Linked DNA regions of Mus musculus: regions 1, 3, 4 and 5 are each linked to region 2. A link is a loop called in an ENCODE intact Hi-C map of the cell type or tissue named here. Cell type or tissue: gastrocnemius. All regions are shown on one strand. Region 1 has its middle 16 kb from the start of Cym. Region 2 has its middle 3.3 kb from the start of Kcnc4. Region 3 has its middle 20 kb from the start of Gm40120. Region 4 holds the start of Gm40120 (a long non-coding RNA gene). Region 5 has its middle 7.6 kb from the start of Gm35700.

Region 1 (5,000 bases), 260 kb after region 2:
GAAGCCTGGCTGCTGTCACTTAGCTCTGCTCATCCCTGAGGGCACAGCATGCAGCAACTGTGGGAAGAGCACAGTACCAACACCAAGAGGGACATCAGGACTGTCCATCTGCCTGTGTGTACCCAGACTCACACAGCTTGCCTCTGCCATCTCTGCTGTCCTGAGGCGTGCTGTGTTCCTCGCCTTCTCTACCTTCACGTGCGCCTCAACCTTCGTGCCAGCTTGAGCATCACCTCCTCTGAGAAGGAACTTGTTAGTCCCAAACCCTCTTTTACTAAATGGCAGGAATAACTGATGGCTGAGTCCTACCCCTAAGTTGTCACTTGTCATTTTAGAATGGGACACACTGCTCTAGGCACTGTGTCCATTAGTAAGCACAGAGAAAGGACCTCCTATGTGGTCTCTTTTGTAGACACACAGACATATGAATGCATCTGGAAGCAAAGCTCCTTATCTAGTGTTTTCCTGGAATGCACAAGGTCCTGGCTTCGATTCTCAGTGCTGCAAATTAGACAAAAGAAAACACCCCAAATCAAGCAAGCAGGAAGTGCATGTGGTTATTGGTGTGTTTTATAAAAAGATAAGGGAGAGAAGGAATACATTTGGTGAAGGTACAGTCAGGTGTGGGGAAGGGGGTGCCTCTGTTGGCCCATCCTTTTCCCCTGAGGGACAAGCCACACATTGTTGGTATAGTATAGAATAGAGTTGATTTAGGGCATGACATGGGGAGGGGAATTGAGGGAGTAGAGACAGAGAAAGGCAGAGAGAGAAAGGGAGGGAGAGAGAGGGGGGGGAGAGGTGCGTTGGCCATGAGCACATGGGGGGATGGAGAGAGAGAGGGAACAGGAGTAAGGGAACAGAGAAAGAGTAAGAGAGCAGGAGGAGTGAGAGAGGAGGAGGAGGAGGAGGCTAGCAGCCCCTTTTATAGTGAGTCAGACACACTATAGTTGCCAGGCAACTGTGGGGCAGAGCCTAGACTAAAGGCCAACAGTTATCAGTGGGTTTGAGTGGAGAGTTTGAACAAGACTAAGAATATTGAGCTTGAAAGTGAGGCCAGAAAGGCAGGGTCAATGAGAACGCAAAGATATGAAAAAGATATGGGCAAAGATATGAAAGAATGTTAGCAGTGCACTAGGAGGGAGAGAACCTGTGGGTTGTTCAGTGTCAAACCAGAGTCAAATGCTAACTGAAGTGCTCATTAACATATCAAAGCAGACACGGGTTCTCCCAGCATCCCTCAGTCCCTACTTGCTACAGGGTATGACTAGTATCCCCTGTCCCCTACCCTAAACTCTTTCAGCCCAGGGCTTCCCGAGCTGCCCTTCCCTATATGATCTAACCAGTTTGGCTACCTGGCCCTTCCCTTTCATCCCCTGGCCTCTTGGTCTGGTTCTCCCTTCTCACATAGCTCAGGATCATGTCCACTCAGGACTCTCTTAAATGTCCCTGCTTCTGGCTACTCTCGCCCTTTATCTACAGTGAGGTTTTCCCTTCACCATACCTAGGAGCAGCCATGCCTTTTTTATTTTATTTTTCATTCATGGGTAAACATGAATACACTATTTATTTTTCATATTTTCTGGCTTTCTAATGAAAGATGAGTCATTTCCAACTCTTTATAGCGTTTAGCGTTGGCATAGAATTGTTCTGTATTAATGTGCTTAATGTTGAGTGAATAAACAAACACAGGATCTTCAATTTTCCAGCCCAGGAGGCAGCTCTAGTCCTGGAGCGCCCTCTAGTGACCAGACCAACTTAGAGCATCTTGTTTATACCTTGGGACATTCTTGGCCACTTCAGGTGACTTTGGGGGCAGTGGTCAAGTAGACAATAGAGTTGACTGTCTCCCTCATGCAAAGCATAGTGGCAGCTTCTTCAGGACACAGATAAAAAAGGAGTCCCAGTCTTCGACCCCATAACTCCAGATATCTCTGATTAGCTTTTCTTTCTGTTTTTGGTCTCCAGAGTCCTGTCTCTCCAATCTTTCTGGAATGTTGTGATACTGGGTTTGTGTGCTGAGCTGAGCTGTCCGGGGAGAATGTGTCTACTGTGTGTGTCTTAAGGGATTCAGGGCAGCACTGGTCTTCCAGGTCAGCAGGGAATCCTGCCCCACCCCTCCTCAGCATTTACAGTGCTAGCATCTGACCCACGAGATCCTATGGGGATTTGGGGCTGGTGCCAAGGCTGGGCTTGAATGAGATGGGTGTCTTAGGATTTTCATGGTCGTGAAGAGATACCATGACCCTGGCAACTCTTATAAAACAAAACATTTAATTGGGGCTGACTTACATTTCAGAGGTTTAGTCTATTATGGCGGGAAGCATGGCAGCGTCTAGGCAGATATGGTGCTGGAGAAGAATCTGGGAGTTCTACATCTTGATCTGAAGGCAGCCAGGAGGAGACTGGCCCAACACTGGTCAGAGATTGATCACCAAAGACCTCAAAGCCTGCCCCCACAGTGACACAATTCTGCCAACAAGTCCATGCCTACTCCAACAAGGCCACACCTCCTCATAGTGCCACACCTCATGGACTAGGCATTCAAACACATGAGTCTATGGGATCCAAACATTCTAACCACCACAATGGGAAAACTCATTTCCCTCTTCTCTTTGGTAGAGTTTCACTTCTCTTTTGAGGACTGTGGTGGCCTTGGAAGTCTCCTCTGGTATGGGAGATGCAGTCTCCAATAGCCATGGTTGAAGCTTTACCCCTGGGTTCCAAGTTCAGGCCATGACACTTGAGAACCTTCTTCTTTCCTAGGACTCTGCTTAGCATCTGGACTAGAGTAACTGTGCCATTAGAGCTTTCTTCCTAAGGCGCATGAGAGGGAACAGGAGTCTGCAGATAAGCCTGTGTGCTTCTCTGGCAGTGTTCTGTAGGGTCAGTCATACCTCCTGCAGCTTTGAACTGGTGCTAGGACAATATGAAAGTAATGTCTTCCCCTGTGACCTCCAACCACAGCCACAGTCTCCATCCCAGATCTCAGGGACACAGATCTCAGCGCATGTTCTCCACGTGTGAGGACAATAAGTAAATAATAGAGAAAAGTGTTTTCCTGAGTCCACAGGATGCCCAGAAGTCCTCCGCACAGCCAACAGAGACAAATGAGATTAGAAATCTGGACTCTAAAGAAATTGTCTTTCGCCAGAGTCAGAGGAACTGGACATAAGACTCCACATGGACATGCCCATCACTGGATGCCAGCCTGGCTGTAGATCTGAACCAGCCTTGTAGGATTTATTTGGATTCAAGAGGGACAAGAAGAGCTTCTGTAGCTTGCAAGTCAATCCCTGTGGAGTCTAGTGGGTGTTTGCACATATGTCTCCTGGACAATTTTTTCTGTCAAGTCCTGCATCCTAGAAGAGATGTTTGCTTGGAGTGACATCCTACAAGAGCTGGCAGCAAATAGAAGAGGTGGCTCAACAAGGCACCGATTCTGAAGTTGGGCTGCAAAGAGCCTGAGATTCTCTTCGGTCATTTCTTGCTCACTCTGGGAATGCAAGAACTGTGTTGTGAGCAGTGGTGTGGTGAAGTCTCTGTGGCAGAGGTCTGACTCTGACCTCTAGTAACAGCTAAAGAGGAACTGGCCCTGCTAGTCTGTGAGCTTGGAAGTCCTCCAAACCCAGCAAATGTTGAGGTGTCAGAAGCACAGGACAGCCACCAGGGGATCCAGGTAATGTTTGGGAGATATCAAGTTGCTTTAAGTTGGTGGACATTGTAGGATGAAGCTGTGACTTTTAAAGAAACACATTCTTAGTTTTGCACCAATTCTTTCCTTCTTCCTCAGTTCTTGCATTTTATAAAGATATGTTGACTATCTACTACACACTTGGCTAATATAGAATGCACTATACTATACTATAATTATTGAGGTGATGATATTTAAAGGACGCAGGCAAGTGACCCTGAACTCAAACTGCAGTAGGTTTTGTCCTAGGCACCCTCCACCTCACAGTCTGATCTCCTTAAATCTGCCACGGGACAGTCACATCTTCATTGACCTCCATTCTGCTTTGGAAGTGTCTGTTCCAGTTTGCTAAAGACTATCATGCAGTATACTGTTTGATTCTCACTGTAGTCTCAGGAGCTTGTGTTTATTGTAACTGTTAGCAAACGGGGAAGCCGAGGCCCAGGGAGATTCCTCTTTAAGAAGCCATTTTACTTTCCTTCGCTCCTTCTTTAGCTCCACATCTCCACCCAACTCTGAGAAAAAGGTTGCTCACTTTGCTCTTTCTAGTTCTTTAAACCTAGAAGAAATGGATCCTCTGTTCTCTTTTCACGTGCTTTTGAGTGGCCTAAGAAGAAACTTCTTCCTAGTTTGTTTCCCTATTGCCCCTCGTCCTTGTCTCTCTCCTCTTCTCTCTCTCTGTCTGTCTCTGTCTCTCTCTGGAAACAATGCAAGGTCAAGTCTGTTGGCTTCTGTTCTCGGGACATCCAGGACCATCCTTCTGCCTTTCTTGCTGCATCTGGAACTTCCCTGACCGCATTTATGCTCAACATTGAGCTCCCTCCCAGGCTCAGAGTCTTTTCGAGTTGGTTGTGGCCGTGTGTCATTCAGTGAGAAGAACGTGAACTTGTTCAGTTACACTCCCCACATCTAGGGTTGATTCACAAAAGGTCAGTGTTGCCACTTGATGGGTAGGGAGTGCGGGTGGGGTGGGGGAGGCTGGCTTCCTGTGACCTCACAGGGAGAGATCAGGAAATTAGAAAGGTAAACTATAAGGAAAGGCCTCTTACTTACAGGGAGGGTGAGAGTTCCTGGATCTTCTGTACCTCATAGGGGCAGAGCTGCTCCTCCTTGGCTGTCTCTGTAACCCCGGAGACAGACTGAGCATCTGGTCATAGCAGGAACCCGAGGGTTACTTGAGGAAAACAGCAGTTTCGTGTCTATACCCTAACCAAGCTGATCGTTGGCACCCTGTGTCAAATCAGTTATTTTTGGCTTAGATTTTGAGAAAAAAAATGGAGAATTCAGGGTCTGCACACAAAATTCAGGG
Region 2 (5,000 bases):
TATTATTTCACAGTAAAAATAACCATGAAGTGAATTCAAGGGATGATTTGACCTTTTAACAATTGAGGAAACAGACAAGGGGTAAGTAAGGCTTTCTCGAACAACTAGAGGGCGAACTGTGGCCACAGCCTGGTTTCCTGACTTCCGATCCAGTGTACTCTCCACCACATTACAAGGCTCTGACAGAAAGGACCCCAGCCTTCTCTCACTTCTAACTTTCTTTCATCAATTCCTTGCCTGGAGCAGGAAGCAGGTATTAGGGGTGCCTAGAATTGTGCTAAACCCTGGGAACCTTCATAAAGGCTTGGTTCAGGCAAGGCTCCTTGTCTTGTCCAAGCAATCACAATGAGTCTTGGTGTGTCCACCTTCCAGTGATCCAGATGGAAGGAACCTGGAAGATGGGTAGGAGATTCAAGTTATTTAACAACAACATATTATGAATAAGATTACTCCATGTAGGCAAAGTGCCAGCTGCAAAACAGAAAGACTTGGTAAAGGGTCTACCCTCGGGCTCCCAGCATCATAGTTGGCAGCATAGTGTGTCCAGAGCTAACCTAAGAAGAGACAGATTCTTGGGCTTCATGATTATCCAACAAGATCTCAGATTTGAGTTGCTTCTCCAGACAGCTGCTCCCCTTTCTCCAGGATACTGCGGGAGGGGATCAAACCCATCAGGACTAATTAACTACTCTACTGGAATGAGCCTGCTTTGTTGGACCTTAGCCCAGGTAGGAGGAATATGTACTTTTCTAGATGGAGAAATGTGGAGTGCCAAGGAGTCATGCCAGCTGGGCCCTTCTCTCTGTCTCTGTCTCTGTCTCTGTCTCTGTCTCTGTCTCTGTCTCTGTCTCTCTCTCTCTCTCTCTCTCTCTCTGTGTGTGTGTGTGTGTGTGTGTGTACACTCCCCAGCCCCAGCTGCCTCCCACTGCCCAACAGCTTTGAGTAGAAAGACCTCTAGGGGACCCTTCCACTGGCTCTGCGTCTGTGATTCTTATGAACACACTCCTACATGTGGAGAGCACATGGGCCTCCATGTTTTCTCTGTTCTTGGTCCAAACCCAGCTGTAGCTCCTTCTCTCAGGTTCACTGCTGCTGCATAGGTCTGAAACCCTCGACAGGGACATGCCTAAGAAGTAGCCCCCAACCCCTCCCTGGCCTATGACTCCAAGCCACCGTTTCTGAAGCCCTGAGTCCTAACCCAGCCCGAGCTTGTGATCTGTGCATTTGCAGTCTCTTCCTCTTAGGAGGTGGGCCACCAAAAGGCCTCTAGAGTTCTCTGAGATTTTAAAATGAGCCCAATCCTGTCTGTAACCCTTGTCAGAACCAGTGTAGCTGATCTCCATATTGCTGGTAGTACTTTGGGCCGTTGTCTTACACACATTCTTCCTAGAACCTTCCCAGAACAGCTCTCCCATTCGATTTGGAGCCTAAGAGCCTGGGGTGAGAGCTGAATAAGACAATGAACTGTTGAGCAAACAGGCTCCCAGTATCCTCTGGCCCACCCTACTCATCCTGCACAGAATCAAAGACTTACTATATGTGCCTGGTGATGAGCTCTGATAAAGCAATTCAATTTGTTGGGCTGAGAGGGAACAGGGCATGCTGGGAAAGGATGCTGGCCCCTTGGTCTGCATCTGGAGGAGGAGGAGGAGGAGGAGGAGGAGGAGGAGGGGGGGGGGGGATAGGTCCCTGGCAGGACCTGTAATGCTAAGAGATGTGAGTACCAAAGGATATAACTTTGCCCTAATAGCTATAGGCTAGCTCCTTGGCCTGGGGCACCTTAGAAAAAAAGGATACCAAAGAAGAGGAGAAGTGATCAGATGACCCCTGTCACTTAAAAGAGGGAGACCACATACTGGCCCCAATGGGGAGAGACTTTAATTTTAGCCTCTTAATTTCCCTCTGGCTTCTGTAGAGATGGGGAAAGGGCTTCTTCAAGTGCCCTACAAAGGACACAGGAGCCCAAGAATTTGCATCAGCATCACTCTAGGTTTAAGCTTAGCCTTCTATCCTTATCCTTTGGCTACCCTCTTAATTCTAGCTGGGAAATTTACTGCATATGATTCCATAGTATTAACTGGCTCTAGATGCTCTTGACTATAGCAAAAAAAATCTTAGGGAAGAAAAGTAGAGAAAATACGAAGATGGGGATGAGGAGAAGCTTGGGGAACAAACATTTTTGGCAGGGACCGGGGCACGCTTGCTTAGGCTTGTAACTATCAGGATCTTGAGGAATGGACAACAAAGCAGGTAGTATCCTGGGAATGCTAGGTGGGGCTAAGGCCTGAAGTCTTGGAATCAACAGGAAATCCTGGACCAGCTGCTGTTAGGAACCAACAGTAAGGATCGAGTTCCTTAACTGGGTTGTCCCAGCACCACTAGGGGGCAGCACCCTCCCACACAGTAGGGCAGGGGGCTCGCCTCTTCTAAGCCTATAGATTTTGGAAGAAATTAGCCTTACCTCACACACAGAGCTGAGGACAGTAAAGGTTGGAATGCCAACCTTAGCATACGTATGCTTCCAGGGAATCTGGGAAAGACCCATGAAGCAGGTTTAGTCAAGACCTTTAGAATAAATAGTCAGTGGGAGCTGGCCAGGAGCCCTCCTCTTAAGAGTACCTTTAACAGGTTTTTCCTGAGCTCTTCCTGGGACCCCCTAGCTACACACTGGCTTTCTCCTCTACCTCTCTTCTTTCGTGGCTTCCTTTTTTTTTATCCTGGCAAGGTTCCTCCTCCGTGTTCCCCAGACGCTCATCCCCATCACCAGGACTGCAGGATGATGCACAGCCTGGACAGAGGCTTCCTGGGGCTGGAGACGAGGACTATTTTACTGACAGATGTGTGATCAGTGTCCAATGGATGCTCAATGAAGAAACAAATGAAATTTGGGATACCGTGGCCTGTTTCCTTCCTCTCTCCTACCAGTGCTAGCCATTTGTCTGTTTTCTCAGGCTGAAGAGTGGAAAGTGAAGGGAGACTTTTTTTTTTTTTTTTTTTTTTTTTTGGCCAGGACACAATCCTGAGAGGACTTTAATGTCATCATTACAGTCAGGACGTCAGTATCCTCTTGGTAGTGCTTCCTTCCTCCATCCAGTCCTAGGCAGTCCTCGATCTTCTCTGGGATCCAGACATGATGTAAGAGTAAGCAGGTACCCAAAGAGGCTGCCCACAGATGAGTGCTTCTAACTCCAGTCAAGATGGTGGAAAGGTCCGGTCCTCTCCTGCATGCTAGCACATGTCACCACAGATGATCATTTGGTCTGTTTGTTTGGTTGATTGGTTTGGGGTTTTTTAAAAGCCTCAATAATGATAAGACCTTTGTTTATAGACATCCCTTGCATTTACGTTGGACCTTTAGCCTCTCTCAAAACAGAAAAGCCCCAGCTGGTGGATAGTTTATTGTCATTTTGTTTGCCCAGTATGAATAGTGCTGCCCCTTCCAGAAAACAGATGGTACACACATGTAGTATCAGGTATGATGTGTCAATCACCTTGCACTTCTGTTTAAAAATCCTCCCTGTATCACCCAGAGTAACTGAAGCAGAGAGAGGAGGAGGAGATGGAGAGGGAATGTAGGTGTGGTTCTAGGCAAAAAAAAAAAAAAAAAAAAAAAAAAGCCCTAAAACTAATGAATCTGGAAATTGCTTTTGGGAGATGGCCAACAAAGTCTAATGCTTCATGTTTTGGATACGGCAGCTTCTCAATTACTTAGCAAATGGGTCCTCAGAGGCGGGCACTGTGGGTGTTATCAAGATGAAAAAACACAGTGCAGCCTAGAGGAACCCGGAGTCTGGGAGAGAAGTCAAGTGCAAGGACTGGGACAGTAATAGGACAGTAAGACAGCATGAGGCAGAGTATGGCACCTCCTAAGTTCCCTTCATTGCAACAGGGAGCCAGGCCTTCAACCTGATGATCTTAAGGGACACAAGGACACACTCATAAACCATTTCTCTACTGAGAGCAGCAGGTTTAGGACTTCTCTCCACCTAGCCCAGAAACATTTCTCTGCCCAAGGCCGTGCTGTCCTGGCTCCAAGGTGGAGGCTGTGGTGAATATGTCAGAGATCATAAATATCAAGATCGAGAGCATCCAAGACGCAGGATGGGGCCATGGTGGTCTGACCAGGTTTCTGGAGGAGGAGAGAAGGAGGCTCTTCCTTGATGTAGTCTTGCCATTCTATTCCACCCTGGCTTCCAGTCAGCCACAATGAAACAGTGAAACTGCAACAATACAACCAGCTTAGCTGTAAGGGATACACAGGTTAGACTCTGCGTGAGGAGGTGCAGAGAAACAGACAGGAAGAGAGAGAGGTTAGAGGTCAGGGGTCGGGAGCGCTCAGGTGTCACCAAGGGCTGCAGTGGGTGGAGCTGAGGGCTACGGAGAGGCGGGGAGTGGGGCCGAGAGGGGATGGAAGCGGAGGCGCGCAGGGGCGGCGCGCGACGCTGGGCACTGGCTGCTAGCGGGTTACGCGCCTCCGCTGGGCTGGGATGCGCGGATGAAGGCTGAGCTCTGCTGCCCGAGCTCCGCAACGCCCCAGGTCGGCCTTGCGCCTCGCAGCGCCGCGCCCACCCCGCCCCGCGGAGGGTGCGCCCTGGTCAGGCGAGGCCGAGAGGAAAAGGCGCCACTTGGAGCGTCGCATCCTCTGTCATCGCGGGAGGGAGTCGCAGAGCCCTTTGAGCCCCATTCCTCTGGCGCCCAGGCGCTCCCTTCCCTAGACCACCTCGCGCCCGCCCCTAGCAGGGAGCCAAGGCCGGCGCCCCGCCCGGAGATGGGCAGACGCGCAGATGGCGCGGCTCCCGGCGGCGCCAGATCTCAGGAACCCGGCGCCGGGGCGCTGCGCTGAGGCTCCCTCTTGGCGCGGCCCAGGAAGCCTGCAGGTGTCCTTGGCCATTCGGCCACCGCCCGGGACACTCCGCCAGCACCCGGTGCCTGGCTCTTCAGAGCAGCCCCGCCCTCCAGGCTCTGCGCCGCGCAGGACGCCCCGTCTGAACCCCCCCTCG
Region 3 (5,000 bases), 61 kb after region 2:
CCTAACCCAGAAACCATCATTGTTAGCCACTTGCAAATCAAAATTAGGTTTTTTCCCCTTGTTTTCTCCAAAGAAGTCTCACTGGGGAAATAAACTACTCTTAAGGATAGACCCCATGCCCAATAGAGATGGCCAACACAAAATGATCTCAAGGACATCTTGGGAGGTTCACTGTCTCGTAATGTTAAGTCAGGGTTGTTGTTTTTTTTTTTAATTTTATCTTTTGGGTATAGCTTCCAGTTTTGTGGGGGAATTCTTCAGTGTGTGAACATGTGTCTCTGCATTCATTTGCTTGCAAATTTCATGGTGTTATATTTTTTAAGGACTAAATAATACTCCATCGTGTAAATGCACCAGTTTCTTTATCCACTTTTCCATTGAGGGATAGATAGGTTGTTTCCAGTTCTTGCTATTATGTAGAGAGTGAACGTGGCTGAGCAAGTGTCTCTGTGGTAGGATGAAGTATCCTTTGGGTATATTTCCAAGAGTGGTATAACTGGATCTTGAGGTAGATTGATCCCTGTCTTCCCGAGGAACATCCACACCGATTTTCACAGCGTTTGCTCTCCCACAGCAAACTCTTACTCCACATCCTCACCAGCCAGAGCTGTCGCTTGTTTTGCTGATCTCGGCCATTCTGACAGGTTTAAGATGAAATCTCAAAGAAGTTTTGATTTGCATTTCCCTGATGACTAGGGATGCCAAACATTTCTTTAAGTGCTCCTCAGCCATTTGAGTTTTCTCTATTGAGAATTCCCCTTTTAGATCTGTACCCCATTTTTAATTGGGTTATTTGTTTTCTTGATATCTAGTTTTTAAATTTTTTATGGATTTTGGATATTAGCCTTGTATGGGGCATGTAGTTTCATTCTATAGGCTGCCAATTTGTCCAAATGATGATATCCTTTGCTTTACAGATTTTCAGTTTTATGAGGTCCCACTTATTAATTGTTCTGAGTGCCTGTTTTAATGGTGTTCTGTTCAGAAAGTCATTTCCTGTGCCGATGAGTTCAAGACTGTCCCCCACTTTCTCTTCTATCAGGTTTGGCGTATCTGGTTTTATGTTGAGGTGCCTGTTTGTACTCTAATGAGAAACAGAAAAGGTGTGGATAAGAATGTAGAGTGTGGAGCTAGAGAGATGGCTCAGTGGTTAAGAACTCTGACTGCTCTTGTAAAAGTCCTGAGTTCAAATCCCAGCAACCACTTGGTGACTCACAACCATCTGTAATGGGATCTGATGCCCTCTTCTGGTGTGTCTGAAGACAGCTATAATTATACTCAAATATACACAAAATAAATAAATAAATCTTTTAAAAAGAGAGAAAGAAAGGAAAGGAAGGAAGGAAGGGAGAGAGAGAGAGAGAGAGAGAGAGAGAGAGAGAGAGAGAGAGAAAGAGAATGGGCGTGTGAGGCTTAAGAAGCAGACCACAAGAGCCACACTGAGGCCAAAAGTTGAAGCTTTATTCAGGCTCTGAGCTTCCAGGCTGTTCCCAAGTGAAAGGAATGTAGCACCCCAAGAAGGAATCTGAATTTTTATAGGGTGCTTCTAGTTGGGTGGAAGTGTGGCAGGAGACTATTAAACAGAAAAAGACTACAGCGGGTGGGGGAGGGCACTCTAGTCCTTAGAATAGCAGGAAGGTGTGGCCAAGCTGCTGAGACAAGGGATCAGCAGACTTCTGAGAAGTGAGGACCATTCTTTTTCCAGTTCTCTGATAGAGCTAGATTCCACACCAGTCTCCACTTTAGTGTCTTAAGTGACTCCATCTTGGACCAAAAATCGCAAGTCTCAATTTTTTAAACTGTGGTGCTGACTTCATCTAGAGCTTTATAACTGAATGTGGGAGTGTCTTCAAACTTAGGGCACAGTAGCACATATAAGCATGTAGACATACATTTTTTGCAACCTACTTTTAATAAGGGTTCAACCTCTCCTCTAGTCCATCACCCAGCAGAGGTAGTGGAAGAGAAGAGTTATTAGGATATGGAGGGAGTGGACCTGTTAAGCAATAATTCTTTGGGGCGAGCTTGATCTTCTTTAGTGGCAGGCAGTTCAGTCCCATAGTAAACACCAAATACAACTCAGCAGCTGCAGACCGGCCCTGTAGGCAGGCAGATACCACAGATGAACAGGCAGCTACAGTCCAGTCCTTTCAGCAAGCAAACAGCTGTAGTTCAATTCTGAAGAAACCACCAGGCTCCCTAACAGGCCTAAGGCAAGGCCACTGAAGCGGCAGACTGCTGTCGGAATTTCATGAGCAGTTCTTGGGTGAGTTTCAATGGCGGAGTTACCAGAAGTTGAGCTCAACAACGCTATGTTAGGCGGACTAATACATGCATGTTGTTAGTGATGAAAAGTAATGAGGCAGAACAAACCAATGCTTAGTGCCAGTCTCCCACTGTCTGTGGGTTCATATTTATACTCCTCCGTCCCAGGTCTTTTCACGTGTTTGCTATATCCAAACATGCTCTCACCTGTGTCTGCTTCAGGAAAACAGTCTTTCACGTGTTTGCTTTAGAAACACATCCTTTCACCCGTGTGCCTCAGCAAACCATCATTTGGCACAACTAACTTTCCAAAGAAACTAGAAGTTTCCACTTCATAAGCACACGTGTACACCCATACATACAAACATGCATATAGATGCAGGTACATAGCACACACGTACCCATGAAAAGGTAGAAAATGCCCTTTGAGCTATTGACTTGAATTTCACCAAAATCATTAAATGATTTTTGGCTTGGGATCAGGACAGAATTTCCAACCGTTTCTGAAATGGCCATTTTATATTACATATTGATACGAATCCGTGCCCTTAGCATTGACAATTATAAAATCAAAATGTTGACCAACTCAGGAAAATGTAGATTTTGCTCAAACTCTGCAGCATGACATACTCAGCCAAGATTTAATTCTTTGTGAAAAGTTACTTGTTACAATAGCATGTCCCATTACCTCTACCTGACCATCAAACCACACAACTCCATGTGGTTCCCAGCATCCAGAACATAGTCCTGTGAACAACACAAACTGCAGAAACGTGGTGAGTCTCATTCAGAAACATTCATTGGTGGCACTGTGATGTCTGGTGACTTCATTCGGTGACCTGTTTGCATCTGTCACTTGCACATTTTTCTAATGTAGAGGGGGTGGCTATGTGCTTGCAAACCTAGAATTGTTGCCCTCCTGGTGGCAGAGGGGACATGTAGGGTCAGGAGGCCTCAAGACATCAGTGCTCTGGAAACAGCCAGCTACCATGAGCCCAGGGCCAGATGTTGTCTCATCCCGTAAGTAAGAGTTTCAGTAACAATAGCTATTTTAGGCCAAAAACCACATAGTGATGTTCTGGGAGATTTGTGTGCATGAGGTACAACTTAAAAATATACAAGAATGTAAGTGTTTTTCTCCCCCTACACCTGCTGGAGAAGCATGTCCACACATCTAGGCTAATATTAGGGTTGTTTATTTTCTGATGCTGACATCTTCTTGGCCCTCTGAGATTGCTGCTGGAGATAGAATGATTGATGTTTGCCTTGGCACCCTTGAACCAGTAAGGATTACCAAGGGTAAGAAGGAACGTGTCTGGGCAATGCAGACAGAGAGACGCCCAGAAATATGCACACTCCTCCAAGTGGGGGCATCATCTGACCCACAGTTATTTCTGGGGTTCAAAGTGGTCCTTACGTAAGGAAGACCAGCCTCTAGAGGGAAGTGTTTTGGGTGGAGAGCTGACAGGCTCAAGGCTCCGGTTTTAGTCATAGAACAAGAAATTATTAAGATGGTTTGGTGGTAGCCGGGCAGTGGTGGCACACACCTTTAATCCCAGCACTTGGGAGGCAGAGGCACGTGGATTTCTGAGTTCCAGGATGGTTTGGTGGTACAGGTGCTTGCCCTGCATACCTGGCAATCTGAGTTACATCCCAGGAACTCACCCCCATGTAGACATAAAGGTAGAAGGAGCCACTGTCCAACTGTCTACTGCTCTTAGCTCCACAGTTTTCCTCTGATTTCTATGTCTTCTATGACATATGCCTACACACACACATACATTAAAAATAAAAAGAAAGAAATAGTCTTACATTGGAAAAACCACTTCAAAGCACATTCAGTTTCAGGCTTAGAAGGCAACAGTCCCTTTTTTTTTTTTTTTTTTTTTTTGGTTTTTCGAGACAGGGTTTTCCTGGCTGTCCTGGAACTCACTTTGTAGACCAGGCTGGCCTTAAACTCAGAAATCCACCTGCCTCTGCCTCCCAAGTGTTGGGATTAAAGGCGTGTGCCACCACACCTGATGCAACAGTCCCTTTTAAAATAATTTTTTTCTTCTTCTAGTTTTGGAGGAAGGGGGCATTAGAAAGCCCTTCCCTTTGGGGGCATCTCTTTACCGGGTTGGCTTTCCCTTTGGGTACAAAGCTCTCCAAGTCTCCTAGTCTAGTGGGTAGGAAAATAAATCTCTTCATAGTGGCCCTTGAGACCACCGAGTCAGACAGAAGTCCCTGAAAGGAACTCTACATTCAATGGGTAGGAAAATGCCCCTTCTATCCCTTGAGAACTCCATTCTGGACCTATGAGTAAACAGAGTAGAGAGATGAACACAAGAAGAGGTTTACAGGTTTGTTATATGCACAGGGATGCCACAGAAAAGGAAAGTGAATACCCAAACCTGAGCTCATCTAGAAACTTATGCTCTTCTTCCTAGAGAAGATGCAGGAGGAAGGGAGGTGGAAGAGGGAGGGAGATGGGGGAGGTAGGTAGGTGGGAGTGGTAGGGAGGTGGAGGAGGGAGATAGATGGAGGAGGGAGGGAGGTGGAGGAGGGAGGGAAATGGAGGAGTGAGGGAGATGGGGGAGGGAGGGAGATGGGGGAGGTAGGTAGGTGGGGAAGGATGTAGATGGAGGAAGAAGGGAGGTGGGGGAGGGAGGTAGGTGGGAGAGGTAGGTAGGTGGAGGAGGGAGGTAGGTTGAGGATAGAGAGAGGTGGAGGAGGGAGGGAGATGGGGGAGAGAG
Region 4 (5,000 bases), 83 kb after region 2:
TTTAAAGGGTTAATAATTTGATTATAGTAAACAATACACAGAAAGTAATACCTAGAGAGCTGGTAAAGTACACATTCCTTTTGGGTACATCTGTGCACAAGAGCTTGGCATATGAGTCAGTAGACTGGGAGGGGAAGAAACATTCTCATGGAAGGCAGGCATGTCCAGTTCTCAGGAAAAACAGCTAGAACAAAGGACAAAAAACGAAGAGACAGAGGCAAGCTGAAATCTCTTTCTCCTCCTCCCCTGGAGCAGGGCAGCACTCTCCTCAGAACAGTGGGATCTGCAGCCTTTGGACTCTAGGACTTGCATCAGTGGTCTCCCGGGTTCCCTGGCCTTCAGCCTCAGTCTGAGAACTTGTCATGCACTTCCTCCCTTTTGAGGACTTGGACTGAGCTGTGCCACTCCATCTCAGGTCTCAAGCTTGCAAATGGCTTATCTTGAAACTTCTCAGTGTCCATAGCCACACAAGACAATGAATTCCTTTACTATGTCCACTCTCATAATATAGATATGCAGCCTATTAGTTCTGTCTCTCCTGAGACACTAACACTCACCAGTGTCCTGTAAGTCCATCCTTCTCACATTTACTGACCTACCATCTTTGGCCCCGTATCCCCACTGTCTTCTGTTCTATGCCCTCTAGTAGAAATCCTCGGACCCACTGGGCCTGAGTTGCTGTCTGTCTCTTTCCTGCCTGGAGTTGCCTTTGATCTTACCAGCTTCACCCCGCTTGAGTCCTCCTTGAGGCAAACAGCTGCAGCCCGGGCCTGGGCCCTATGTTTCCTTCCCGGAGTTGCTTAGATCTTGGTGGGGGCATTTTATTCAGGCTCCTGGGGGAATGGTGAGGGGCTCTGGAACAGGAAAGTGATGAAGCTAATGAGCCAAGAAATGTTCCTTGTGGTTTGGAAAACATCAGTCCCCTGGCTCAGGCCCAAAACAATCATTTTAAGGTGTTTTGGGGGAGATAGTGAATGGAGAGCAATTTGCTGTTGGTTTCTGCCCCCAGGCTTGCCTGCTGCAGACAGGATGGGCTCATGATCTGTAGAAGCAGAGCTCACCCAGAAAAAAGTCGGGGCTGCTCCCAAAGCCTGTGGCTAAAGAAGCTCTGGACTAGGAATGAGTGCATCAGGGAAGCTACTGGCCATTTGGGGGTTCCCAAGGCCTCCTTCAGACACAGAGAGATGGGAAAGGGACATAGCCTTTGGTCAAGAACCTATAAACTGGGGAAGACAAGAAGGAGGCCAGAGGAATGAGAAAGGGAGCATATACACAGACAGGCACATCCATATCCCTGCCTGCCTCCCTCCCTCCCTTCTGCCCTCTCTCCCTCTCTTCCTTTCTCCCTTTCTTCTCTCCCTTTCTGGGTCTGAGATGCCAAGTCCCCATAGATGAACCAGTCACACACCCCAGTCTCAGCCACAGTTTCCCCACCTTCAGCCTTTCAGAGAAGGGCTGGAATCTCTGACTCTGGTATTTCCACCTATGGGCTTCCCAAAGCAGTGCTGGCTTTGGTTGTTGCTGCTATCACAAGAACTAGTTATGAGTTTAAAAAAACCAGAGGAATCTCCTGTTGCATGAGCTAGGGGCTGTCCAGCTGCTCTGACCAAGGCTAGATTCCTACTCAGAATGACCCTGTGACTATCCTGGAACCTTTGGGCCAGCCTGGGTGACAGGGCAGAGGATGAAGACACATCTGGCTGGTCTTATCCACCCCCACCCCCGCCCCCAGTCATTCACACACTCAGAGCCACTGTGAATGTCTTGCGATTGAGCCTAATTAAGCCATCTGCCCACATTAAATGGTAAATTATCTCAATCACTCTCCAGATCCCAGAGGAGAGAAAGATAAAAGGGAAATGGCATCCCTGGTGGATCTCAGGATCCTGCCCTGCCAGGGATGGATGAGTCCTCCCTTGGGGTGAGCCAGCCTCCAAGTGTTTACAAATCCTTGTGTATCCTCAAACTCTAGCTCACTGCTTCCTTCTCCCGCTAGGGGGAGCAGCAGGGCTCAAATTGGCTGTGGGTCAAAACCGGATTGCAGAGGTGGTTTCCTTCTGGGACGCTTAGGATACATTCAAATGAGCCTCCCTCGGTTGGTTCTCAGGTCCCAGTCCAGGAAGCTGGGCTTTCACTGAGCTTCCCTGGATTTTCAGGTCTGTGCCCTGCAGTCAGGCCTTCCTCTCTGCTCGGCAGCTCTGCTGGGCCGTGGCAGCAGTGTGGCCAGAGCTTGAAGGATAGAGTGATCTCCTTCTTGGCATCTGTTGGTGGTAGAGGTGGGAGAATCTCCTTAGCGAGTTTACTGTGGACCAAGAGACAGCCCTTGCCTGGCTTTGCAGCCCCAGCCATTAGACAGAATCACAAACATGCTTGCAGTTGCTCAGGTTCAAGAAGTATTGACTATTGACTTACAGTTACCAAACTCCTAAGAGAGTGAGGAGCCCAAGGCAAAAGTGAGACGGCAGACAAGTACCAGGTGTCCTGTCCTTCTGAGGGGGTCAGCTAATCCTGAGAAAGTTGCTTTGTGATTTGAAAACATGGGCTAGAACTATCCTGGTCGCTTCCCCCAGGCAGAACTGGAGACACAATGACTGAGTTCTTGGAATACCCGATCCAGACTTCCAGTTGCCGTGCCCTTCCCTCAGGCATACATGAGCTGCTGATCCTCCAGAAACTGTCTATCTTCCTCTCCCTTGCTTTGGACTTGGGTGTCTCTCTGTCTCTTCAGTATGCATCACACACCATTGTTTACAGTGGCTCCTTTCTAGAAATGACTAAGTGCGGCCATTATTCATGAATTCATAGCAGTTTTACTCTTTTGAAAATGACTTAAGCTGAAGGTTCTGGAAATGGCTGGAGCTCCCTAGATACACAGTATCCTAATGAGCAGTGAGTCAGGCCATCTGATCCCAGACAGGACTCTTAGGTTGTCACGGGACGGGACACATTTGGGCCTCCCCTGGAAGCTTAGCTTAGTCTCTTGCTTGCTGGGTTACTTCAGTGAGTCTTAGTGCCCTCGGAAGCTGTGGATTGATTATCTTTAGAGAGCTGTGAAGATCAAAAGGGACTGCCAACTGCCAAATGTTATCTCAGCTATCAGAACAGACTGTGGCCTCCTAACAGTGACTATGTGATCAGTCAAGGACTTCAAGGATGACCTCACGCAGTCTTGGCTCATTTATTGAGGTGCCTAATGCATGGCAAGCGTGGTAGTCACCCCAATAGATGGAATTCTTTTAAAGGGAGAATGAGAATTGAGATAAGGTCTCATTTTAGCCCAGGATAGCTTAAAAGTCACTATGCAGTCCAGGCTAACCTTGAACTAGCTCTATCTGTCCTGAAACTCACTAAATTTAGCCACCAGATTGGCTTCAAACTCATGGAGTCCTATTTGCCTCTTCCTCCCAAGTGCTGAGATTAAAAGCAATAATAATGTGAAAGGTAGGCTTAGGGCCAGGGTAAAGGAGTTACCCACTAACCTGAAGAATAAACTTTCAGAATGTAAATTACAAACATCTTCTCACTCTTTAAGCTTGGAGAAGCCAATGATCTTTCTGTAATGTTCCGGGCTCTCCGGGCTCTTGTCTTCTCGGAGCAAAGACTCGGTGAGGATCAAAGACAGTTTAAGTAGAAGCTTGTTTAGCAAAGCTAAACAAAGCAGACACTCCAAAGAGAAACTGGAGTGAGCCTTTCCTGCTGTTGGGTTTTGTGTTGTGGATTTTTAAAAAAGAGATATTTATGAAGAATATTCATGGGGTAAGAGGACCTTTTTTTCTCCCAAATCAGGGTGGACTTGACCTCCCTTTTAAGGTATTTCTTCCCATGGTCCTCAGAATGTCAAACTACAATGCAAGTGATAGGATGATAACAGCAGCCTTTTAAGTATGCAGACACGTGGTTCTTGCACATGTGTGAGGAATGCCCTGGTGCCTTAGTGTGTGGTACAGAAGGAACAACCTAACTATAACTTCAAGGATGTTTAAGTACAAAAGGTGCATTCTGACAACCAGGAGACAGAAGATACCAAGATCTAGCTGCAGTTTTCCTCAGCTGCTTCATTTCTAAGTTCTTCCCTACCTGGTTATTAATTGTGGAATATAAAGTCAGAATGCTAGCTAGCATCATGCACATAGTAGGCACTCAGTGCATAGTTGGAAATATATGAATGAAAGGCTTTTAAGTAGCAAAGTGGTATGAGTGTGTTGTGAAAATATGGATATGTTTGTATGAGCCTTAAGGATGCAATTTAAGGGAGTTGTTGACTATAGACTTTCATCATCTCTTTGAGATGGCCCCTGCAGGGACAGAGTATTGCCCGAGCTTTTGTCCCCGCCGGCAAGAACACACTCAGGACAACCAGATTCTTCTGCAGCAAAGCTTTTATTGCTTACTTATCAGGAGGGAAGACCCCGAACCGGGAAAATGGTGCTGCTTATATAGCCCGCAGCGTGATGTTTCAGAACCTGATGTGGCGTGACAGCTCCTGATTCGTTGCTCGCCCATCACCCCATTACTACGCCACGAGATGGGCAGTGACTAGGCGTGAGTTCACTCTTGCACTTGCGCATAAGGCTTGTTTGCTAGTTAGGCGCAGTGGAAGCCAGCGCCATCTTATAATGGCGATTGCTCACGGCATGCACGCGATTGCTCACGGCACGGCTCTCCACAACAGAGGATATAGATGATCCTCTTTTGGCTGAGGGACATTATGAACAGCAATGAGCAGAAGTAACACACACACACACACACACACACACACACACACACAAAACTGATCTCAGTTATACAAAGGTCAAAGGGACAGGTTCAACCGTGCTCCTGGGCCAACCTTAGAGATTTGAAAGGCAGGTACATCAGAAGGACAAGAGGGGACTGTAAGGTGTTAATTATTTTATTTTTATTTTCTGTGTGTATGTGCAAGATGTAGATATGTGTATGTGCATTCATATGTTTACAGGCACACATATGTGTGTGGGTGCACAATCGTGTGTGTGTGTGTG
Region 5 (5,000 bases), 100 kb after region 2:
AAACGAAGACAAAGTAAATACTGCTCATATAGTAGATACTGTTATTGTCTCCATACAGATGAGGGCACTGACATAGGAAGCTTGAACACCTTGTGTCAGGTCTCACAACCTACACAGCAGGTGCTGGGATTCTAAATCGGATGAGTACTGTTTATCAAGTCATGTGCTCATGACCACACAGCTAATGCAGGACCTATCAGCCTTAGAGCACTTGCTGAGCTCCGAGCTGGTCTGACTGGAAGAGTTCCGAGTGTCTCTCTTCTGAGGCTGGGTAACACAAGCACTGACTGGATTTGAACGGAAGGACTTCGGGAAGAGCCTTTCCCAAAGGCAGAGACTCCAATGCGGGGATCCAGCCAAATGTCCAAATGGTCACAGAGAAAGAACCTAAGAGCATAGAAAAGGACGGGAAAGTTCCTTTCCCTGGTTGCATGGTTCTCTGAGCCTCATTTTCATTTATTTTTTGATCACTAAAACCTCAAACTAGTTCTCCAAGGTTCTTGCCTCATTGCCAAGTAATAAGTATGGAACACTGTGCTTAGCTGTTTTATGTAAGAGCATCCATGCCTGATTTCCTTCTGTTGACATAGAAAGGCAGCACAGGTATTGCTGCAGGGCTTAATGAAGAGAAAACACTCACAAGTTGCTCTTTAAAAAAAAAAACCTCAAAATAACTATTCATATTTATGAGGTGAATTGTGATAGTTGTAATACTATATACAATGTTTAATGATTGGATTAAAGTGATTAGCATACTTCAATCATATATCTCTTCTTTATGTCGGAAACATTCCAAAACCTTTCCTTCAGCTCTTTTGAAATATACCATAAGTTATGTCCCCCTACTGTGATGATAGGACAGTAGAATATATTCCTCCTGCACAATGCTATGCATTAGCCAGCCCTTCCCCAGCCTCGAGTCACGACCATCCCGTGCTCATTTTCAGCGAGATTGACTTTTGGCTTCCTCACAGGAGAGCATGCAGTATTTGTTTTTCCAAGCCTGGCATGTTTCACTTAGCATAATGTCTTCCAGACTCACTCATATAAAGCAGTCCTAGACAAGGCACTCAGATGGACCTTCTACGTTTCACAGAGTCCATGAGAAGAAATGGAGTATCATCCTGTCTCCAACTTTCCTCTCATCAAGACCATTTTTAACTTACTAATTCCTCGTCCCCCAAAGGCCTTGTGATTTGAGGAGCCAGAAAAACATTTGCCCCAGACACCCACATTTTCTAGTAGCAGGGTACTATGTGCATCGATGGAGAGGAGCCTCCTGGCCCCACTGTAACAGCATTCCTGAAGGACAAGTTTACTTGAAGGACTAATAGCCTCGTGGGTGTCCCTCCTCCCTGTCCAGCACAAGAGGTACCTGTCACAGATATGATTCTGGTACATGGTGTGCCACTAAGAAGGACAGAGGGGAGGAGACTCAACAACACTTTCACACACTGGAGAGTTCTTCCACTTCATCTTTATGACAGTCTCACCAGCTTACAGAGGAGAAAAACGAGGTTGGAAATGGCCGACTCAAGGTTTCATAACCTCTGGTTGGCAAGACTAAGAGAAAGAGCTAATCTGACTCCAAGTCTGTCCTCTAACCATTAAGAAATATGATCTGGCATTCACCTAGCCACATCCGTCCACTTAGCCCTCCCCCTCACCTCCAAATGGAAGTTTCCTCCCAGACCAAAGAGGGCTCTGAGCTTTGGTAAACTCTCTTGAGGCAACCTGCCCCACCCATCAGTGCTCTGCATGGGTCTGGCCTCCCCTTTACTCTAAAACACAGCTTGAGGTGAGCCTGCTACTTAATTGTTTGATGGAAGAACTTCCTTGCCCCGACCCTGAGCTATCCCACATGTAGCTGTACATCACTGTGAGGCAGGAGGACCCTAAGTTCCAGGCCAGCCTGGAGTCTGGAGTGAGAATTTATCTAAAAAAAAAAAAAAAAGCCAAGTACTGCAGCAAGCTATTTCAAGCAAAATAAACCAAACACCCCCCCAACACAGACACAGACACACACACACAGACACACACAGACACACAGACACACACAGACACAGACCACACACACAGACACACACACACAGACACACACACACACACACAGACACACACACACACACACACACACAGACACACACACACACACACACACACACGATCTCATCCTTCCCTCTACAAGCAACGGTGACTTCTGCAAGCCCAGAGGCATGAGTGCTCTTGGCAAGGTGGTGTTCGAGGCCTCACAGTTTCTGTGTTGAGTCCCAGTGTGTCCACCCCTGTCAATGTTGCCATTTGGCAGGACCAAGTGACCTAGTTTCTCCCCACACCCCTCCCCCCGCCCCCCTCCCCGCCAGAAGCTAGGCTGCAGGCTGTGCAGAGTTTGGCATCTGCGGGTCTTTTCTGCCCTCTGCTGGTCGCTAGGCAGGAGGCTCGCCAGGGCTAGCAATCCCACGTGGGTCTACTGCGGGGAACTGACTCGCAGGCCTATAAATGTTTGCTGAGTTAACTGAGTAAGAGGATTGTGTACCGTTCTAGGCTCTGGGGCCTAAGGAGGCCAGAGTCAGGACTGCTGCTCTGCAAACTCGTTACATTCAGCCAAACCAGGGCCCAATTCCCCAGTTGCTTTCCTTCTTTTTGCTTCCCCACAGGCTCCTCCTCTTCCCTCCCTCAAGGACTGTTGCCTGGCTAGGGAGAACTGAGTCAGCAAAGCCAAGTCAGTAAGTTGCCCCACCACCTGTTGCGTTACCTCTGACCAGTCCCTTAAAGCCATCTGAAGTCCCTCCTTGATTATCTCGTTTCCTCTCCGAGTCGTTGCTTCTGTTTTCTTGTGGCATCTTCAGAACACTCTTTTTACTTGCTACTGAATCTGTTCCTGACACATCTACTGGAAGTCCTGGCTCTGTCCCAGGTCATCACTCAGAAGTTTGATCTGTCTGCCCTCCTGGTGGCCTTTCAGAGCCTTCACTAGCAACTACATCTCTGAGACTTCCGTTTCCCTAAACACAAGCAGAAAGCCCACTCAGAGCCCTCTACTTTTGAGAGATTTGTCTTGATAAAGACATCTTAAAAACCAAAAAGTCTAGAAGACTCACAAAAGGACCACCTAGTGCTGACGGTTTTATAGGTCATGACAGCCTGCCACAGCAGCCCTCTGAGTAGTATGGTAAAAGAATTGGAGAGGCTTTTAATTTCTATGTATACTGTGTTTTCTATTTAAAATGTACGTACGGAGCTCTTTCATGTGCTGTATATCAGGGAATGAAATTTGTTATTTTGTTTTTAAACTAAATTTAAGGATGAGGAAAGTGGGGCCACAGAGAAGAAAATATTTCTCTGGTGATTATACAGGAAGAAAAAAACAATGATGCTCACACCCAACCTTCCAATCCCCAAACCTTGGGTGTTCATTCCAAGAACACTGCTGGCTCTGCATCTTGAAAAACGTGAAAGAACAGAAACCAAAACCTAAGTAAAGCAGAGAAAAAGAATCAAGCAGTCATGTGCTGTGTTTAACGTATTCAAACAACCGCATAAAGGATGGGCTATTCTTCCCACCTGACTTTCCACAGTTAGTATTCAAAACTACACTTAAGAGGCTGGGCCCACTCAGTAAAGCGCTTGTGGTGCAAACATGAGAATCTGAGCTGGGAACCCCAGAACCCTGGTAAAAGTCAGTCAAACCTGGCAGTAATAAGCTTAGTGTGGGGTGGGTGAGATGGGTGGAGATGGGCGGATCCCTGATTGTTAGCCAGGTACCATTTCCTGTCTGTTGTTAATGTTAAGTAACTGACTAGAAGCAATCTAAGGAAAGACTGTTTCATCTAGTTTACCCTTCCTAGTCACAGGACAACATAGAGGAAAGTCAAAGCAGGAACCTGAAAGTGAATTTTTTTCTTTTTCTTTTTTTTTTTTTTGTAGTGTTACATCTCAGTCCAGCAGGAACCATTGGACGATGATGCTCACTAGTTTGCTAGCTCACAGGCTAGTGCCTAGTTACATTTCTGTCTGTCTGTCTGTCTGTCTGTCTGTCTGTCTGTCTCTCTCTCCCCCTCCTTCCTTCCTTCTTTTCTTTCTTTCTTTCTTTCTTTTTTTTTTTTTTTTTTTTTGGTTTTTCGAGACAGGGTTTCTCTGTGTAGCCCTGGCTGTCCTGAAACTCACTCTGTAAACCAGGCTGGCCTCGAACTCAGAAATCTGCCTGCCCTCTGCCTCCCAAGTGCTGGGATTAAAGGCGTGCACCACCACTGCCCGGCTTTAGTTACATTTCTTATGTGGACGGATACCTCTTCCCAGGAAATGGAACCAACCATGGTGGACTTGACCCTCCTACATCAATTCCTAATCAAGACAAGCTTCTTAGACACGCCCACAGGCCGTCATGATCTAGGCAATTCCTCAGTCAAGGCTTTCCTTCTCAGATAACCCTGGACTGTATTTAGGTAACAATCAAAACTAATTAGGACTGAGATCCTGTCCTGAAAAATAAACTGGACAACTAACTAATACTGACCTCTGCCCTCCACATGTACACATGAGTGCCCATACCCACGTGGGCATGTGTATTGTATGACAAGCATGAGTGCGAATGCATACACACTTTAACTCTTTCCACACTCAACCCAACTGCAGAACTGCCTCAAGCTGTACCACTCTTGCCTGAATTTGTGCATATACCTTTGAGAATCTCTCCTTTTGCCTTTCATGTGGTACTGTGAGGGAGCTAAAAGAGAATTACCTCAGGGAATAGGAGTGGGAGAACATCCTTCAAAAGGCACTCTAGTATGATTATCAAAGTGTAGTCCAGAAACTGGTTCATATCTTGGCTCTGCTGTGTGACACAACCTCTCTTCTCATCCGGTCTCATAATCTGTTAAAAGTAGGTACCAGTTTCACTTCATTCATTGTTGCTGTTGAGGGAGAGTTTTTGTAGCCCACGGTGGACATGAGCTCCTGATCCTCCTATCCCTATGTCCTAAGGATCACGAACATGCAGC

The links. Hi-C counts contacts between places; a loop is a spot of excess contacts. Peaks named below come from ENCODE experiments on the same cell type or tissue, not always from the same donor. Only the 100,000 strongest peaks of a DNase experiment are listed, where the experiment ranks them.
Region 1: a loop joins it to region 2, with 3.0 times the contacts of the local background. A loop is called at or near these places in 15 of 42 quality-filtered maps.
Region 3: a loop joins it to region 2, with 4 times the contacts of the local background. A loop is called at or near these places in 3 of 42 quality-filtered maps.
Region 4: it touches region 2 in a loop (3.0-fold over the local background); 9 of 42 quality-filtered maps call a loop at or near these places.
Region 5: a loop joins it to region 2, with 8 times the contacts of the local background. A loop is called at or near these places in 39 of 42 quality-filtered maps.

What each region holds. Positions count from the first base shown.
Region 1 is chr3:107,202,928-107,207,927 of GRCm38, reverse strand. No RefSeq gene overlaps it. Among named protein-coding and RNA genes, the nearest start is that of Cym, 16 kb to the left of the region's middle. In gastrocnemius, no CTCF peak of the experiment used is centred here; DNase peaks (open chromatin) are centred at 1,738 and 2,223; H3K27ac peaks cover 1,069 bases.
Region 2 is chr3:107,459,736-107,464,735 of GRCm38, reverse strand. It overlaps a transcript of Kcnc4 not described here. Among named protein-coding and RNA genes, the nearest start is that of Kcnc4, 3.3 kb to the right of the region's middle. In gastrocnemius, a CTCF peak has its summit at 2,386 (motif pointing right); DNase peaks (open chromatin) are centred at 2,384, 4,515 and 4,754; H3K4me3 peaks cover 1,008 bases; H3K27ac peaks cover 1,176 bases.
Region 3 is chr3:107,398,782-107,403,781 of GRCm38, reverse strand. No RefSeq gene overlaps it. Among named protein-coding and RNA genes, the nearest start is that of Gm40120, 20 kb to the right of the region's middle. In gastrocnemius, no CTCF peak of the experiment used is centred here; no DNase peak of the experiment used is centred here; H3K4me3 peaks cover 205 bases; H3K27ac peaks cover 2,911 bases.
Region 4 is chr3:107,376,590-107,381,589 of GRCm38, reverse strand. It overlaps Gm40120 (a long non-coding RNA gene), which reads right to left and starts at 781. Exons shown (of 3, transcript XR_867555.1): 1 at 720-781; 2 at 52-184. In gastrocnemius, a CTCF peak has its summit at 1,986; a DNase peak (open chromatin) is centred at 1,993.
Region 5 is chr3:107,354,753-107,359,752 of GRCm38, reverse strand. No RefSeq gene overlaps it. Among named protein-coding and RNA genes, the nearest start is that of Gm35700, 7.6 kb to the left of the region's middle. In gastrocnemius, a CTCF peak has its summit at 2,432 (motif pointing left); DNase peaks (open chromatin) are centred at 2,393 and 2,738; H3K4me3 peaks cover 393 bases; H3K27ac peaks cover 2,573 bases.